Regions from separate parts of the Homo sapiens genome. Here region 2 is linked to region 1. Evidence: read pairs that join two places in POLR2A ChIA-PET (ENCODE). Cell type or tissue: MCF 10A. All regions are shown on one strand.

What was found. Peaks named below come from ENCODE experiments on the same cell type or tissue, not always from the same donor. Only the 100,000 strongest peaks of a DNase experiment are listed, where the experiment ranks them.
Region 2: POLR2A ChIA-PET joins it to region 1 with 5 read pairs; 1 of 35 experiments calls an interaction of 5 or more read pairs at or near these places.

What each region holds. Positions count from the first base shown.
Region 1 is chr9:32,589,999-32,592,498 of GRCh38, reverse strand. No RefSeq gene overlaps it. Among named protein-coding and RNA genes, the nearest start is that of NDUFB6, 18 kb to the right of the region's middle. In MCF 10A, no CTCF peak of the experiment used is centred here; a DNase peak (open chromatin) is centred at 1,388.
Region 2 is chr9:31,789,724-31,792,223 of GRCh38, reverse strand. No RefSeq gene overlaps it. Among named protein-coding and RNA genes, the nearest start is that of LINC01243, 410 kb to the right of the region's middle. In MCF 10A, no CTCF peak of the experiment used is centred here; a DNase peak (open chromatin) is centred at 1,313.

The DNA.
Region 1 (2,500 bases):
CTTACTTCAGGTTTCATTTGTTCTTCTAATAATTTTTTAAGTGGAAGCTTAAATCATGGATTTGAGTCATTTCTTCTTAAATATTATTCTTCAATATGATAACTTTCCTTTTGAGCACTGCTTTAACTACACCCCACATATTTTTATGTGTTTTTGTTGTTGTTTTTATTATTATTATTTTTAAGTTCTGGGGTACATGTACAGGATGTGCAGGTTTGTTACATAGGTAAACGTGTGCTATGGTGGTTTGCTGCACCTATCAACCCATCACCTACATGTTAAGCCCAGCATGCATTAGCTGTTTTCCCTAATGCTCTCCCCTCACTGCCCTCCCCCAACAGGCCCCAGTGAGTGTTGTTCCCCTCCCTGTATCCATGTGTTCTCATTGTTCAGCTCCCACTTATAAGTTAGAACATGCAGTGTTTGGTTTTCTGTTCCTGCGTTAGTTTGCTAAGGATAATGACTTCCAGTTTCATCTATGTCACTGCAAAGGTAATGATCTCATTCCTTTTTATGGCTGCATAGTATTCCATGGTGTATATGTGCCACATTTTCTTTATCCAGTCTATCACTGATGGGTATTTGGGTTGATTCCATGTCTTTGCTATTGTGAATAGTGCTGCATGTGAACCTACACATGCATGTATCTTTATAACAGAATGATTTCTATTCCTTTGGGTATATACCCAGTAATGAGATTGCTGGATCAAAAATGGTATTTCCAGTTCTAAATCTTTGAGGAATTGCCACAGTGTCTTTCACAATGGTTGAACTAATTTACATTCCCACCAACAGTGTAAAAGTGTTCCTATTTTTCTGCAACCTCGCCAGCATCTATTGTTTCTTGACTTTTTAATAATCACCATTCTGACTGGTGTGAGATAATATCTCATTGTGGTTTTGATTTAGATTGCTCTAATGATCAGTGATGTTGAGCTTTTTTTCACGTTTGTTGGCCGCAGGTATGTCTTTTCTGAGAAGGGTCTGTTCATATCCTTTGCCCACTTTTTAATGGGGTTGTTTGTTTTTTCTCGTAAATTTACTTAAGTTCCTTGTATATACTGGCTATTAGACTTTTGTCAGGTAGATAGATTGCAAAAAATTTTTCCCATTCTGTAGGTTGTCTCATTCCTCTCCTGATCATTCTTGCTTTCCTCCAACTTATTGAATATATGGAGCATATTTGTAATAGCTTTTTAAAACATCCTTCTTTGCTAATTCCATTATCTTTGTCATTTTTGTTTTTTTCTATCAATTATTTTTTCCTCGTTATGGATCTGTTTTCCTGCTTTTTTGCATGCTTGGCATTGTTTGTTGTAGTGATTTCTCAGGCTTCTTTCTCTGGCCTCAGGTAGTTTTCTCTGACTCATGCACAGATCACTACTGAGTGGAAGACTTCAGAGCTCTGCTCTCTCCCTCTGTAGCTCCCTCCACTCTGAAGGAAATTCTAGCTGCTTTGGCTTCCTAAAACTTCAGTCTCTAACTCATTGAGACTGCTGTGCTCTGTTTGGGTTTTCTCTTTCTGCACTGCAACCTAAAAACTTCTTCAAGCAGAAAAATGGGGAAATTGTAGGGCTCACTTCATTTATTTCCCTCTGGTGGGGATCATAATCCCACATTGTCCAACGTCTTAAAACCATTGCTTCATATGTTTTGTCAGATTTTCTAGTTGTTTGGGGGTAAAAAGGTAAATCCAGTCCCTGGTAGTTCATCATAGCCAGAGGTAGAATTACATACATATTAGCTCAGCCAAGTTTAATCCCACAACTCTCTGGACTCCTTATTCTACCTCCCACACACAGATAAAAGCACACACAAATGTGCAACATTTTTGGTTTAGGTTTTAGTGGATAAGGAAATATATGACTGCTGTAAATCTGGAAGAACTGGGATGGAAGGTATTTTCAACAGAATATCCGAGATAACTAGATAGCCATAGTACTGGTAGGAGACTATCTTAGCCAAAAGTAGTACTCTGATTTCTCATCTACAATTGTGGATGTGTCTTAGAACTGTTTAATAATGAGCTGGGTGTGGTGGCACATGCCTGTAAACCCAGCACTTTGGGAGGCCGAGGCGGGCCACCTGAGGTTAGGAGTTTGAGACCAGCCTGGCCAACGTGGAGAAACCCCATCTCTACTAAAAATACAAAATTAGCTGGGCGTGGTGGCGCATGCCTATAATCCCAGCTACTGGGGAGGCTGAAGCAGGAGAAGCGCTTGAACCAGGGAGGCGGAGGTTGCCGTGAGCTGACATCATGCCATTGCACTCCAGCCAGGGCAACAAGAGTGAAACTCCATCTCAAAAAAAAAAAAAAAAAAAAAAAAGAACCGTTTAATAATGTTGAGTGTAGTGTGGGGCCTCCATTTACATACAGGAACAATCCTGATGGATGGTAGGAGTGGAGGCTCTGCTGTTGGCTTCCTTTGTTTCTGGGAATAAACCAATGTTGCCACTATCAAATTTGCAGGAGGCAATGATGAGAGCAGAAGTGGTGGAA
Region 2 (2,500 bases), 800 kb after region 1:
GTGATTTTTGTTTGTGTTGAGACCAATGGAAAAATGAAGGTAAAGATAATAGTGATGATGAAGATGATGAATGATGGTGATGATAATGATGATGGATATTACTGGTTGCATAACCAGCAGCTGTTTTACCTTTTTCTTTTCCCTGCTAACATCCTAATTTTCCTTCTGGTATCTACCCTGCTGATTTGTAGCAACCATGTGATTTGGGACGTTGGTTCCAGATCTAATTAGGTTAAGTCAACTAAGAAAATGACATCTCCCAGTCAGTGATTGGTTTAGGAATCCAAGTGTATGTTAAGCAGAATTGGGAACTCCTTGTCAACAGAGATTGGTTCTGGAAAGGACACAAAACCAGATGTGGATCATTGAAATGTAAGGGGAATTTTGAAAAAAGGATTCTGAGAAACTTTTTCTTATTCTTAAGGGGAAATCTTAGGAGAGCTCTCTCCTGCTGGCCATTGGGAAATATACTATGACAACTATAGCCACCTGATTACCAGCCTGCGGATGAAGCTAGTACATAGAGATGTCATCTGCTCTCTCTCCTCCCTAAGAATCACAGGGAAAATAAAGACAGAGTCCTTAGATTAAGTAAATCCTAAAGCTCATCTGACCTATGGACTTGCATATACAAGAGTTCTAAAATGTTCTTATTGGTTAAGCCAGTTTGATTTGACTTTTCCATTGCTTGCCATGAAAGACATTCTAATAATTTAATAATTAACTCCTGAAAATAAAAACAGCTAACCTAAGGATTAAGATAAATAAAATGCAAAATATTTTAAAAGAATGTGAACAAAAATAATAATAGTAGACAAGGTTAAAACCAGGAAACCTAAAATATTAGCTAAAATATATAAAATTGAAAGTGTAAGTAGAAAATAATTAAATATTACAAATTAATTTGGCCAAAAAATCCTAAAATTGGCAAAAGTAACAAACTTAATTTTCGAAAAAGCACCATGTTCCAGTGTATTAGTAAGGCTCATTCAGTTGTAAGGGAAAGATTGGCATGCACACTACTTTAGGAGGGTTGAAGGCTTAATATACATCAGGTTCTAACTGAGGTCTGAGGGGAGTTGATGGGTGAGTGGCGGTAGCTGGAAAAACACTGGAGGAATAGCGGACAGTTTTGACATGGCTTTACTCTCTCTCTCTCTGGGTGCGAGGGCTCCTGGGCACGAGCTGTGTGCACAAACCATATGTACAACGTTATCAGGATAATTACATCTTTTACAGTCAATAGGGGCTCTGAGTCAAGCATGAGCTCACCTGGGTTATTACCTAATGTGCCTCACATGGAGTGGTTACATAATGAGCAGAGTTGTGTACCTGTGCTCCAAACTCGCTGAGTCATGTAGGACTGGGTGTCTGACTTGGCCGATTCTTGACTGCAGCATATCCATTTTCCTTACGATATAAGAGATGCTTCCAGCTAAGGGTACATAACAGAAATATCTATGCAGTTTTTAGAAACAACACGTTTCTAGTTTCAGCCCTGGTGATTCTGATAAGGCAGGTATTAGTGCAGTCTTGGAATGCACAGTTTTATGGACTGTTCAAAACAACACAAGTTCAGATATCAATACCTGTGATAAAGGCCACTCCTACAAAATATAGGAGATTCTGTATTTGTGTCTCTCCATGTGTCTCTTCCTGGGGTATCTCTTCATGTATGATTCAATATTTGTGTTGCCTCTGCCCTTTGTGTGCTTCTCTGTGCGTATCTCTATTGCTCCATGAGTCTTTCTGTGTGCCTGTGTGTGTGTCTCTATGTGGATGTGTCTCTGGGAGTCTTCTTTGGTGTTTGTTTTTTTTTTTTTTTTTTGTCTTTCATTTCCCTCTGCATATCTTTGAATCTGTGTGTGACCCTTTGTCTATTGTCTCTGTGTCTCCCTCTGGATGTGTAGTATATCTGTGTATTTCTCTCTATGATTGTGTCTTTCCCTGTCTTTATGTGTTTTTGTTTGTGAGTCTGTATCTCTGTGTGTGTTTACTCTTTGGCCCTCTGTATCTCTACAGGTAGTCTTTTCTCTGTGTTCATTTGTCTTTTTCTGTCTATGGGAGCCGCTCTTTTTTGTCTCATTCTTTGTATTTTATTTGCCTGACACAGTGAATTGAGAAAAGAAATAAACTCAGTCAAAGAAACCTTATGTTCTTCTCCACTCTGTACGTAAAACAGAAAAGAAAAAATAAAAGTCATAACCAAATTCTAGGAATTTAAGTGACTGATGTTCCTTAAAGAGGGTCAATCAATCAATGAAAATTATTGTCTGTCCCTCAACCCTCATGTTTCCTTCAGAGCAATAAAACCACTAGACAACAATTAAGTCCTTCATCTCATGAGGCAAACTTGTGTCTTTGAGTGCCTTTCAATGATCTCACAGCATAAGGCACACCTGTTCAGACCTTGTCCCAAACTCACATAATGCAAGACAGAAAACTACCAACACTGAGGGAAAATTTGTTATTCATTTCCTTTATCCTAATCATAAATAAT